Linked DNA regions of Homo sapiens: region 2 is linked to region 1. A link is an interaction called in ENCODE POLR2A ChIA-PET data of the cell type or tissue named here. Cell type or tissue: GM12878. All regions are shown on one strand. Links, peaks and the distances in the headings refer to the core of each region. The heading gives the core; the rest is flanking DNA.

What was found. ChIA-PET counts read pairs that join two places held together with the same protein. Peaks named below come from ENCODE experiments on the same cell type or tissue, not always from the same donor. Only the 100,000 strongest peaks of a DNase experiment are listed, where the experiment ranks them.
Region 2: POLR2A ChIA-PET joins it to region 1 with 16 read pairs; 4 of 35 experiments call an interaction of 5 or more read pairs at or near these places.

What each region holds. Positions count from the first base shown.
Region 1 is chrX:119,682,091-119,689,125 of GRCh38, forward strand. The region is part of intron 1 of SEPTIN6 (septin 6); the gene reads right to left. Among named protein-coding and RNA genes, the nearest start is that of SEPTIN6, 7.6 kb to the right of the region's middle. RefSeq lists enhancers at 3,531-3,760, 4,031-4,080, 4,111-4,160. In GM12878, for the core only: no CTCF peak of the experiment used is centred there; DNase peaks (open chromatin) are centred at 3,419 and 4,181; H3K4me3 peaks cover 3,675 bases; H3K27ac peaks cover 4,868 bases.
Region 2 is chrX:119,497,003-119,504,037 of GRCh38, forward strand. No RefSeq gene overlaps it. Among named protein-coding and RNA genes, the nearest start is that of SLC25A5-AS1, 31 kb to the left of the region's middle. RefSeq lists an enhancer at 3,929-4,008 and a silencer at 6,464-6,758. In GM12878, for the core only: no CTCF peak of the experiment used is centred there; a DNase peak (open chromatin) is centred at 4,129.

The sequences.
Region 1 (7,035 bases), core at 1,335-6,334:
GAGCCCATATATGCCCCAGAAGCCCTGTAGATGTGTATTTGCACGTAAATGTATGTGGATGCATAGAAAGAAGACTGAAAATACAGCCACCAAACCCACAATCGTAGCTACCTCAGGGGAGGGGGATGGAAATAGGGGCTCAGTCAAGGGAGTAGTCGGTATGCTTCCCTATTGTTTGACTCTTTTATAGCACGAATGTATTCGCATGTTACCCATGTAATTTTAAAACATTTTTAATATAAGAAAGAAGAGTTCTCACTCAGCTTTGCAGCAGGGGTAATTAGGATGCAGAGAGTCTGAGAGGAGCTAAAAGGAAGGCAAAATGAAAGAGTGCTCCTGAGAACTGGGAGAGCGCCCCACTCCCCTCCCCAATTACATTTCCTGTTTTCTCCTCATCTGCAGTCACCTGTGGTTTTTAAATACGTTATACCACATTTCATATCACAGGCAGAAACACTGCTCTCTTTCTCTTCTGCCTCCTCTCCTGAGGACACACCAATTTCGTTTTTTAATTGAATATTCGTAAGGTTCATATTATCAAGAACAAGTTATGGTGGTTCCAGCTGCGCATCTTTCTCTCATTGCTGTTACTGAAAATAAAGAGTCCCTTAAGCACCCGAGTAGGCCACCTCTGTCCCCCACTCCCCTTGGCCCCTCTTCCAACCTCTGTGATAGTAAGCAAGCCGTATTTGAGGCCTCTGGGAACTGAGGGTGCATCTGTGTCAATGGAGAATTTCCCGCCTCTGTTTCAAACCAGGGTGGCTAAATTAGTAGCTGTCATTCTAAAGAATAAAAGCAAAAAGTTTGAAACTCATTGCTGATGACTAGGCTGTCCCTAAACTTTCTCCTCTGGCCATTCCCATCCAAATACTAGGAAAGCGGCCAGGTACGGTGGCTCATGCCTGTAATCCCAGCACTTTGGGAGGCCAAGGCGGGCAGATTACTTGGGGCCAGGAATTCGAAACCAGCCTGGCCAACACTGGGAAAACCCGTCTCTACTGAAAATACAAAAATTAGCCAGGCTTGGTGGCTCATGCCTGTAGTCCCAGCCAGTTGGGAGGCTGAGGCAGGAGAATCGCTTGAACGCAGGAGGCGGAGGTTGCAATGAGCTGAGATCGCACAACTGCACTCCAGTCTGGGCAACAGAGGGAGACTCTGTCTCAAAACAAACAAACAAACAACAACAACAAAAATGCTAGGAAAGAAAAGAAACACTGAAACCGGACTCTCTTCAGTCACCTACTGGTGGGCCCAAGCTCTCACACCTCCCTTTTCTCCATTTCCACTCTCAGCCCTGAACACTGATGTCTGAAAGACCGTGCAAATCTCCAAGACTATGAATCATCGGTTCAGTGATACATGATGGAATATTAAGCAGCTGAGAAAAATGTTTTCTAAGAATATTTAATGACAAAAGGAAATGCTCACCAAAGGCAAACAACAACAGGAAAACCAACCTGTATACACAGGGTCATCCCAATGATGGGGGAAAATACACATTTTTTAAAAGATTAGAAGAACACATGCCAAAATAATGTCAGTGATTTCTTTTGGGTAGAGAGGTTGTAGGTGATGTTGCTTTTCTGGGTTTTCCAAATGTTCTACAATAGGCATATTTTACTTTTATAAACAGGGAAAATGTTACTTTTTTAAAAAAGATTCTATGATGATACTTTCCTGGGTAGGAAAGTGGCCTCAGGTATTTTAGAAAAATATTGAACTACAACCAAAAAGGTGCCTGACAATTTGGGTCATCAGAGCATTTAGCTTTCAGGCAGTTTTATTGTATATAAAACATTTATTTTACCAGAAATACAATAAAACCCTATTAGTCTCCTTATTATAACTTCTTTTTTTTTTTTTTTTTGAGACAGTGTCTCACTCTGTCAACCAGGCTGGAGTGCAGTGGCGCGATCTCAGCTCACTGCAACCTCTCCCTCCTGGTTTCAAGCGATTCTCCTGCCTCAGCTTCCTGAGTAGCTGGGATTACAGGTGTGTACCACCACACCCAGCTAATTTTTGTATTTTTAGTTTAGTAGAGATGGGGTTTCACCATGTTGGCCAGGCTGGTCTAGAACTCCTGACTTCAGGTGATCCACTCGCCTCGGCCTCCCAAAGTTCTGGGAATATAGGCGTGAGCCACTGTGCCCAGCCCCCTTATTATAACTTATTATTACATATTATATATATAACTTATTGTCATACAGTATAATTTCTTATTATAATGATTCATGTGAACCAGAAGTCAAATCATATATCCTGAAACATGTAGCAAAAAGTCTTGATGAAACAATCAGGTAGCTGATAGCTTCCTCTGCTGCCTCCAATGCTGCCAAGGATGCCGCTGTATTATGTCATAAGAACCACAAAAGCACTGATAAGTTCCCAGAGGTTTTTTTTTTTTTTTTTTTTTTCTGAGATGGAGTCTCACTCTGTCTCTCTCAGGCTGGAGTGCGGTGGCACGATCTCAGCTCATTGCAACCTCCGTCTCCAGGGTTCAAGTGATTCTCCTACCTCAGCCTCCCGAGTAGCTGGGATTACAGGCGCCCACCACCACATCCAGCTAATGTTTGTATTTTTAGAAGAGACGGGGTTTTGCCATATTGGCCAGGCTGGTCTCGAACTCCTAACCTCAGGTGATCCGCCCGCCTCAGTCTCCTAAAGTGCTGGGATTACAGGTGTGAGCCCCCGCACACAGCCAAGTTCCCACAGGTTTTAAAAACAATTCTCAAATGCATCCAACACATCAAATATCAGAATGTCCCTCATGCTAATTAAGCCAGGCTAAGAGGAAACTGAGTAGTAGCAATGCCCTATCCTGGGAAAGAGAAATGTGGGGGCTGTTCTAAGGAGAAATAAGGCCTGCAAAAGCTGGCAGCACCCCCAAGGGGCCTCAGAAATGCCCTTCAGTTGGGGAGCAGTTGTGCTGAAGAAGCACAAGACAGACTATCCTTACCAGACAGAGGAGGAGGCCCATTTTTGGCAAATCCAATAGATGAAACTGATTTTAATACACAAGATAAATTCCAGAGTGGCTTTTCATTCTATAAAAGGATTCACAGCAGGATTCCATTAAGTAGCCGGCTCTTCTACTGCATTGAAAGCAGGATTCAATAGACAAACATTCAGCTGTCATGTACCTTTATAGGAAGACAATAGCTATCTACACCTACATGGACAGGCAATATCTGAAGGGTTGTTTCTGTTCCACTTACCGAGAGCCTGCTGAGCTAAAAGCATAGATCGACCTTCCCTACGACTCTCTCCCCACCCAGCTCAAGGGGTCAAAGCAGGGAAGGGGTGGGGTTCAATTCTGCCACCTCATTCGGAAGCAGACGCAGGCAAGGACCTAAAAGAAATGAGGCTGGAGAAAAAGGAAACATAAGCACCATACAATGTTAGAGCTGGAAACGCCCTTAAAGATCACCTAATCCAGCCCTTTCGTTTCACAAAAGGGGAAACAGAGACTCACAGAGAGGAAGTGACTTGGCTCACGTCACAGACTGATTTAGTGACAGAGAATAGTGCTAGGATCCAGGCCCCTGTCGAGCCAACGGCCACTCTCAAATGGAAAAGCTGACTCAAGTGGCACATGTGTTTCTTTAGACTGGTAAAATTCCGGGACATTGAGCTTCTGGCTTGATGCTGGTCAGGGGCAGAAGGGTCAAGGAACCGAATCTGGAAACCCGTGAGCTCCCCAAGGTGGTTCTGGCCCACAGAAGGCAACTGAAGCAGTCAATGCGGTGGAAGGCACTCATTGTGTGTTCCTGCTCTCTACTCACTTCCCCACTTTTTCCTCCTGTTTCCCTCTCTTTTGACTGCGGCCTAAGTCTCAGCCTGGCCAGCTGCCCAGTTCTGCTGAAGAACCCCAAGACTAACACAAGCCTAAGTCTAGGTCAAATATCCCCACCTCAGGCCAGGGGTGACCCTTGCTCAGGGTGAGTGAAACTTTCCCACAAAAGCCAGCCAGATTCCCTGGAAGCCAGACAATTGAAAGAGAGTTTTCTAGGTGTTCTGGCTATTGTTACCTCCAATCTGCTAAAAAAGAAAAGGTTTACCCACAGGCCTCTGGGTGAATGCCCAACTGCCCTCTGGGGAGCCTGAATTTGCCTCTGCCTCCATCTGGTCTTGTTTAATGGGGATCTGAAAAAAACCCAGTTCCTGCCTCAGCGCCAGTGTTCAGAGCTGGGGGCCTCCAATGTGAAAGGAAACCGAACACGACCTCACACCTCATCAGGGCCAGGAAAACAGAGTTCTGCCCCGTTACCCCAGGGCCTTCATTCCGGGTCAGAGAGGGCCATGGCAGGGGAAACCTGAGCCCTGAGGCCTCTCGCTGAGAAGGCCTGCAGATCTTTTCCCTGGTCACCTTTAAGTGAGTGGAAGGGCCGGCTGAGAGCGCGCTGCATAATTCAGCAGATGGCTGCCTCTAATGAGAAGACACTGAAGAAGAGGATAACATTATTTCTCACCCTCCTGAGCATGTGGCCTCCTTCCTCTGTGCAGGCGGCAGAGAAACCCACGGTTTCAAATCCCAGCAGCAGAAGCCTCCTCCTGCCAAACTGAGGAGGAAGGGTCTGTGTTTCTAATTTATTCTGCGCCCCCCACTCCAGTTGTTACTTAAAATAATCCATCATTACATGGCTGGTGGCTCCAAGATTTTTATTTAAAGCAATATGGAGAAGAAAAAATAAAAAAGAAAACCCACACAACCCGTGACTGTGCTATATTGGATTTAAGCTGAGAATCTTTTTAATATCAGAGAGTCTCCGAATCACCCTAGTATACTCTTCCCTGGGCCCTATGGGAGTGCTGAGGGAGTGTAGTGAAAAGAGGGGGAAGAGAGGTCATGGCAGGATTTTGATGTCTTAGAAACATCATGAAAAGACAAGTGTTTTTAAACAAGGAATCTGTGTCATCTGGTGGGTGTTTAATCGTATCACCCACTGACCAGCAATAGCACTTCGGACTAAGTAACTTGGTCTCCCTACACCCATTAAATAAAGGGAACAGTAATACTTGTCCAGGAAGCCATTGGGGAAAATGAAATCATACAGATGGAAGCATTTCGAGATCGTTGAAAGAAACATGTTATATATATCCATGGCTTTCCTTCTTTCCTTCTTTTTCCTTCTTTCCTTCTTTCTTTCTTTCATCTGTCTTTTTTTTTTTTTCTTTTTTGAGACGGAGTCTCACTCTGTCGCCCAGGATGGAGTGCAGTGGCACAATCTCGGCTCACTGCAAGCTCCGCCTCCCGGGTTCACGCCATTCTCCTGTTTCAGCCTCCAGAGTAGCTGGGACTACAGGCACCCGCCACCACGCCCGGCTAATTTTTTAATTTTTAGTAGAGATGGGGTTTCACCGTGTTAGCCAGAATGGTCTGGATCTCCTAACCTCATGATCTGCCCGCCTCGGCCTCCCAAAGTGCTGGGATTACAGACGTGAGCCACCGCACCTGGCCTCATCTGTCTTGAATGTAGTTTTAATGTACATGCAACTAAAAGCCCTTCTCAATTGTTCATGCTAATATTAAACCATGGCTCTGATCATCCAAAAACCCAGGCAAGTCCAGAAATCAGCCCTACTTAGTTTGGGAATACCTTTTTCCAGAGGACTTATCTTCCTAATTGGCTTTGCTCAGGCTAATGCAATAGGTTTGCTCCCTTATAGCACACAAAGGCAGTGGCCATGCTTGGTAACAAAGCCAGCAATTAATAGAAAATTTACAGCAGAGACTCCACAAAGTAAATGCTATGCACATGACTGCAGATCAAAATCTCATTAGATGATACAGACAAATCACTCTGCTATAATGTAGTTTTGTATTAAGAACACCGCTAACACTCACATTTCCAGGATTTAGGATGTAAAAAGGAAACAGGGCTTATTCCTGCCTTTCATCTGGAAGCTGTGAGAGGGCAGAGTTCCTGCGTGCCTTGGCCACCACTATATCCTCAGCACCTGGCACGGGGCCTGGCCGATCAGTGCCCAGTGAATATGTGCTGAAGGAATGAATGAAAATAAAAGTGGGTGAATTGGCAAATGAAATGTTCCCAACCCAGTAGCAGATGTGAGATCTCACCCACCTTCACACCTACCCATTTCCTATTTGAAGCCCTCAGGAAGCCCTTCCTGTCACCCTCTGCCTCCATTCATTGCTGAGTTAGGTTCCCTTAGTAATGAAATCTCATGGCAGGCAGTCACTCTCCTGTGTAGCACTTATCACAAAGATAATTAGATAGTGATTTGTGTCTGCCTCCACCAGTTCCTTGAAAGAAGGGACCATGTGCATTTGGGGGACATTGTCATTCTGCCCGCTTTTTATTTTGAAAAATCCCAGGCCGGGCGCTGTGGCTCACACCTGTAATCCCAGGACTTTGAGAGGCCAAGGTGGGCAGATCACGAGGTCAGGAGTTCGAGACCAGCCTGGCCAACATGGTGAAACCCTGTTTCTACTAAAAATACAAAAATTAGCTGGGCACGGTGGTGCACACCTGTAATCCCAGCTACTCGGGAGGCTGAGGCAGGATAATTTCTTGAACCCAGGAGGCGGAGGTTGCAGTGAGCTGAGATCGCGCCACTGCATTCCAGCCTGGGCGACAGAACAAGACTCCATCTCGGGGAAAAAAAAAAAAAAAAGGAAAAGAAGAAAAGAAACATCCCAAACACACAGAGAAGTTAGAAAATAATGTAATGACTGTCCAAAAACCCCTCAAATTTAGAATCAACATTTTTAAATATTTAGGGCCATGTAAACTTTCTTCCGTGTTGTATCACCAATAGAGCTAGGTAATAGGGTTTTGTTTTCTATGTTTGAGGTACGATACTACCTTTAGTGGGTGGTGGTAGGAACGCCTGAAGCAGAGACCTCAAAGGGAATCAAAGGGTAACTGCCACGTGATGATAGCAAAACCAGAGTGCAGCAGCAATCTTTTCCCCACCTGAAGACAGTTGCTCTGAGACAGTTGACCCAGACCAACCCCAGCTAACTTTGTAGGGCAAAGTTAGCCCCTGAAAGTTCACTTGGGAGAATGACCA
Region 2 (7,035 bases), core at 1,337-6,336, 190 kb before region 1:
AACTGACATTTGGGGAATCTGGAAACACTTCCGAGAGAAAGCTCCATCTCGGCCGGGCGCGGTGGCTCACACCTGTAATCCCAGCACTTTGGGAAGCCGAAGTGGGCAGATCACTTGAGGCCAGGAGTTCGAGACCAGCCTGGGCAACATGGCAAAACCCTGTCTCTACTAAAAATACAGAAATTAGCTGGGTGTGGTGGCACACACCTGTAATCCCAGCTACTCGGGGAGCTGAGGCAGGAGAATTCCTTGAACCCAGGAAGCAGAGGTGGCAGTGAGTCAAGATCTCACTACTGCACTCCAGCCTGGTTGACAGAGCAAGATTGTGTCTCAAGAAAAAAAGGAAGTGCCATCTCAACCACAGCTGCCATGTGGCATGGCTACAGTGTGAATGTTGTGCATTACCAATTGTAACAGCCCAGGCTGAAGGATAAATAGGAGTTAGCCAATAGTACTTAGCAGGTGTGGAGAACCAAAAGTGGTTCAAAATGGCTAGAGTGCAAGGGCCATCTGGCAAATGTGGATGGAGGGAGCATGAGAGTTGGAAACACATCATTTTGCAAATATCATTATAAAGATTGGATGGGCCAGATGTGGTGGCTCACGCCTGTAATCCCAACCCTTTAGGAAGCTTAGGTGGGAGGATCACTTGAGGCCAGGGGTTCAAGACCAGCCTGGGCAACACAGCGAGACCCTGTCTCTACAAAAAATTAAGAAGATAAGCTGGGCACGGTGGTGCAAGCCTATAGTCTTAGCTACTCAGGAGGCTGAGGTGGGAAGATCACTTGAGACCAGGAGTTTGAGGCTCCAGTGAGCTATGATCGTGCCACTGCACTCCATCCTGGGGTACAGAATGAGACCCTGTCTCAAAAAGAAAAAAATATCGGATGAAACACAACATGCCAAAATCTGTGGGATACAGTAAGAGCAGTACTAAGAGGAAAGTTTGTACCAATAAGCAACTATATCAAGAAAATATAATGATTTCAAATAAACAACCCAACAATGCACCTCAAAAAACTAGAAAAGTGGCTGGGCGCAGTGGCTCACACCTGTAATCCCAGTACTTTGGGAGGCCGAGACGGGCAGATCAGGTCAGGAGATTAAGACCATCCTGGCTAACGCGGTGAAACCCCGTCTCTACTAAAAAAAATACAAAAAATTAGCCGGACGTGGTGGCGGGCGCCTGTAGTCCCAGCTACTTGGGAGGCTGAGGCAGGAGAATGGTGTGAACCCGGGAGGTGGAGATTGCAGTGAGCCGAGATCGTGCCACTGCACTCCAGCCTCGGCGACAGAGCGAGACTCTGTCTCAAAACAAAACAAAACAAAACAAAACAAAAACTAGAAAAGCAAGAACAAACCAAACCCAAAATTAGTAGAAGGAAAGAAGTAATAAAGGCCAGAGCAGAAATAAATACAATTGAGACTTAAAAAAATATACAAGATCAATGAAATGAAAAGTCAGTTTTCCACTAAAGAACTTATCCATGTAACCAAAAAACAACCTGTACCCCAGAAAACTACTGAAGTTTTTTTTAAGTTGGTTTTTGAAAAGATTTAAAGAAACAACAGGCCGGGGCGTGGTGGCTCATGCTTGTAATCCAAGCACTTTGGGAGGCCGAGGTGGGCGGATCACCTGAGGTCAGGAGCTCGAGACCAGCCTGACCCACGTGGTGAAACCCCATCTCTACTAAAAATAAAATAAAAATAAAAATTAGCCGGGCAGTAGTGGTGCGCGCCTGTAATCCCAGCTCCACTCGGGAGGCTGAGGCAGGAGAATCGCTTGAGCCCAGGAGGTGGAGGTTGCAGTGAGCCAAGATCATGCCATCTAAAAAAAATGCTGCGGGAATGTTCTTTAGAACATTTTTTTCCTCTCAAGTACAGGAGCTACTCTAGGGTCAGGTATTGCATTTAGCTTTTTTAAAAATCTGGAACAGGATATCTCTATTCTTAGGAAATATACACTGAAGTGTAGAGGTAAAGGACCATGATATATACAACTTATTCTCAAATGGTTCAGAAAAAGTGTGTGTGTTTATAGTATGCATATAAAATGTATATACATAATGTGTATATATTATGTGTATGTGTATATGTGTATATATAGTGTGTATGTATAAAATGTATATACATAATATGTGTGTGTATCTGTATGGAGAGAGAAAGAGCGAGAAAGAGAGAGAGAACCCAAATGATAAAGGAAATGAGATAAAATGTTAAAAGCAGATGAATCTGGGTAAAGATTATACAAGTGTTCCTCGTGCTCTTTTTATTTTTGCACATTTTGTAAATTTGAATTTTTTTTTATTTTTATTTTTTTGATGGAGTTTCACTCTGTTGCCCAGGCTGGAGTGCAGAGGTACAATCTTAGCTCACTGCAACCTCCGCCTCTCAGGTTCAAGTGATCCTCCTGCCGGCATCTTTTTTTTTTTTTTTTTTTTGGCATTTTTGGTAGAGACAGGGTTTTGCCATGTCAGCCAGGCTGGCCTTGAACTACTGAGCTCAGGCAATCCACCCACCTCGGCCTCCCAAAGTGCTGGGATTACAGACGTGAACCACCGCGCCCAGCCTGAAATTACTTCCAAATAAAGAGTTTTTTAAGTATAGGACAGGAGCGGTGGCTCACGCCTGTAGTCCCAGCACTTTGGGAGGCCAGGGCAGGGGGATCACAAGGTCAAGAGATCGAGACCATCCTGGCCAACATGGTGAAACCCCGTCTCTACTAAAAATGCAAAAATTAGCTGGGCATGGTGGCGCACGCCTGTAGTCCCAGCTACTCGGGAGGCTGAGGCAGGAGAATTGCATGAACCTGGGAGGCAGAGGTTGAAGTGAACTGAGATTGTGCCACTGCACTCCAGCCTGGCGATAGGGTGAGACTCTGTCCCAAAATAAATAAAAATAAATAAATAAAAATAAAATAAAAAAGTATGGCAAGACAGAGTACCAAGGATTGGGGAGGGAGTGGTGAGAAATGAAAGCAGCAGCTAGTTCTTGAAGAGACCTGCTCACCATGGTCAGAATCTGGACTTCGGGGCAGTAAAAGGTATATTCCCAAAGGAGTGAAAGGAGCCAGGCATGGTAGCTCATGCCTGTAATCCCAGCATTTTGGAAGGCCGAGGTAGGAAGATCTCTTGAGGCCAGGAGTTCAAGACCAGCCTGGGCAACATAGAGAGACCCCGTCTCTACAAAAAAAATACAAAAATTAGCCAGGTGTGGTGGCACGCACCTGTAGTCCCAGCTACTCTGGAAGCTGAGGTGAGAGGATCGATTGAGCCCAGGAAGTCAAGTTTCAGTGAGCCATGATCACGCCACTGCACTCCAGCCTGGGCAACAGAGCAAGACCCTGTCTCCAAAAAGCAAACACAGGACAAAAAACGAAAAGGGTGTAGGGGAAGGGGTTGACCTTGGAGGAAGTACCAGGATAGAGAAAAGATGGGCATTTTGCAGGCTGAGTAGAAGGATGCATGGTGGTCATCTTCTTAGCTCTGGTTATGTTTGAGCGACACATCATAGTACAGATACAAAGATGAATGAGGCACGGTGGGCTCTTCTCAAGAAGTCTGGTGGTGTCACATCCTGGAGAACTGGTTGCGGCAGTGTCCTGGAGATGTCAGAGGCGGCCACAGAAGGGCACGGGCTTCAATGTCACCTTGCAGGACTGGAGAGGGGTTGGTGCAAGCTATATCTTATAGGGGGCTGTCTCTCCAGCTGGCCTAGAGGATGGGGGTTAAGAAGAGACTTGAGTTTTGTAAGAGAAAAAGCCTCCCTCAGACTCTGAAGACGATCAGGATCCGCCCACCCAGAGGAAGAAATGCGTGGCTCTGTCAACTTTTCAGGTCATAGGTCTTGAGTGGGAGAATGGGAGCCCTTTTTCAACCCCACCCCCAAATTTCCTCTTGCCAGTTTCTTTCTCCCTCCTGGAAGGAAGCCTGGACACCACATTCTGGGAGATCATAACTCTCCCCCTGAGAGCTATTTGCTGGCTCTCCCCACAGAAAGACCTTGGGAGGGAAGCACAGTCACCTGTCATGGCAGGAGCTGGCAAGCTGAGACCTCTCCCTTCCACTGGCCCTGCCTTCTTCAGGGCCAGGCTTCCTCATGGGCTGTCCCTTCAGAACCCAGCCCACACCTTTTCAGGAAGCCACTCCCCACAAATCCCCTCTGGTCCTATGGACATGCGCATTACCCTTCTCTGGGCCTTCCCCTGACTTCCTCATTGGTGTCAATTTTTTTTTTTTTTTTTGAGACGGAGTGTTGCTCTTGTTGCCCAGCCTGGAGTGCAGTGGCGCGATCTCGGCTCACTGCAACCTCCACTTCCCAGGTTCAAGCAATTCTCCTGCCTCAGCCTCCTGAGTAGCTGGGATTACAGGCATGTGCCACAATGCCCAGCTAATTTTGTATTTTTAGTAGAGATGGGGTTTCACCATGTTGGTCAGACTGGTCTCAAACTCCTGACCTCAGGTATTCCGCCCGCTTTGGCCTCCCAAAGTGCTGGGATTACAGGCATGAGCCACCGCGCCCAGCCTCAAAACTTTCTTCTCAGTTCACATTCCTTCCTTTCTGCCAATGCCAGTAGGGTGAATCAGATAACCTAGAGTGGTGAGCTAGCTAATATGGCAGTGCTGTCCCCAGAAACTACTGGAATAAGGGGGAACATCAGGCACCTACAACCTGGAGAGAAAGACTTGTCAGGCAGGTCTGCTTCCTGCTGCCTTGGGCACTTCCTTCGGGACTGGTTTGTTGAGAGGGTTGAGAATGGATTGGAGGGGGGGGTGGGGATAGTGGGGGAACTAGAGGCAGGAAAGCTCATCAGGAGGCCTTGCTGCACTTCCACATAGATGGGGGCCTGACCTGAAGTAGTGACCGTGCATGGAGAGCGAGGTTGTTGAAGTGAAAACGTGAAGGCTAGAACAGGCCTGACTTGATGACTAGGCCTATGGGAGTGTGAGACGAGGGTGTGCCCAGATTTCCTGCTTGGCCAGGTAGGTGAGTGGCAGTGCCACTTATTGAGAAAGGGATCATCAGGCAGGACAAACTGTGAGTTTGAGGGGGAAGGAAAGGATGACAAGTTGTGTTGGGTAGATTCAATTTGAGTTGCCTATAGGATGTGTAAGTGGGGCTGTCCAGGAGGCACTTGGATGGGAGTGTGTGTGTTTCGAGCACAGAAGCAAAGTCTAGTCTGGAAACAAGAGTATTAATTTTCTCTCTCTCACTGTTTCTCTCTCCTTCACACACACACACACGTGTGCGCGCGCACACACACACACACGTGCAAACACCAGAACTTTCAAAGCTAGGTGCACTCACAGGGTCATTAAGCCCAGGACATGTTGACAAGGGTGTGGAGGTGTCATCCTCGGGGACATGCAGGGAGGGTTCCTGGACAGTGATTTTTACATCGCCTCCTTAATTGTCCATAACCATAACCATGATCCATAGCCATAAGGACAATAGGAATTGTGGTCCCCCAGAGATTTTTTTCCTACTGAAACTCCATAGTCACACCTCTTTGCAGACTTTATGGCAGGCCTTCCCTTTTTTCCAAACCCCTGTGAATAGTGTCAGACAGCATCTGCGGGAGGATGTGTGTGAATGCTGGGATGCAGGGGGCATGGCAGGGAGTGGAGCACTTGTAATTCTGTTGATGTTGGAGCCCTCCCCTTTCAGAGTGCATTGAGTCCTTAGTGTGTGCCCCCTCGCCCCGATCAATTCCCAATCCCTGTGTTGCAGAGAGGGCAGCACCACCTTCTCAGCCGCACAGGATATTCTCAGGCTGATGCCAAGAGCAAATCACTCCCAGCCAGCACACTTCTGCCAGCCTTGGTAGGCACAGCGTGTAGCAGTGCGCATGTGGGTGGGGACAGAGGTGACTTTTCTCATAGACTGGGAGAAAAAAAAAGGCATCTGAACTTCCTGGTTACAGAACATCCGGCTAGTAGAAACCTTTGTGTGTTTGTACGTGTCGGGCAGGGGGGGATTAGTGAGGTTCCCCTCCCCTCTAGTGTTAGCAATAATGAAGGACACTCTTTGTACAAGACGTCAAGATGAGAGCTTCCACACAGGACTCCACACTGTGCTTCTGTTTCACCAGGAAGAAATCTTGAATGTCAGCCAGGCTTGTACTCATCAATTCATTCAGCCAGTCTCTGAGGGCTGGTCCTTCTACTGAGTGCTGGCTAGGGTGGGGCTGAGGACTGTGCCCCTGGAGAGCTGCCAGCCTAGGTGCAAACACAGAACCTTCATTCATGCAGTGACATCACAGCAGCCCATCACAACACTGCCCCAACTGCATCAGAGCAGTTGCACCTGATAGGTTTCCCAGGGGTTACCTGAGGAGCAAAGCCAAGTGCGTGTGGCCCAAAGTAGACAGCATATAGGGCCTGCACGCTGAGGACTGCCCCAAATGCTGGCCCAGCTTTTTCCACCAGGGAGGGTCAGATTCCAAAGCCGACAGCCACTCAGCACGAGGCCCAGACCCAAATTCCACTGCCAGCCACTTCTACTGCTGAAAAGGAAATAGGGCCGAAAATGTAGACTTCAAGGGCAAACACTGGATCACCCTTGGGAGTAGCTTCCAGAGCTCTGAGTAACATCCTGGAGGCAGAAGAGAAATGTTTGCCCTGCCCCCCAGCCCACAGTCTCCAGCATCACCAGCCTTTCTGGAAAGCCTTCCGAAGTCAATTTCAGCCCAGCCAGGAGCAGGGCCAAGTTGACAGAGGGCTGAGCCAGAGCTCCCCTGCACTCACACCTTGATCTTTCTCTTCCTCTTAGACTTGAGTGCTTGCCAGGTGTGCATTCCAGAGTCAATGCAAGTGTCCCTGGCTCTCTTCCACCCCTTCCCAGGCAAAAAGAGGCCACCCACCCATGGAAAAGCCACTGTTGTCAATCTGTCGCCAGAACTCTCGCTCAAGGTGGCAGTGAGGCTTTGGTGCCAGCTAGGGTTTGCTTTGGAATCCAGGAGCTCCCATCAAAGGCGGTGGGCTATGGGGTCCTGAATGAATGGCAAAGGGGCATGGGAGTAGGGATGAGGGTCAT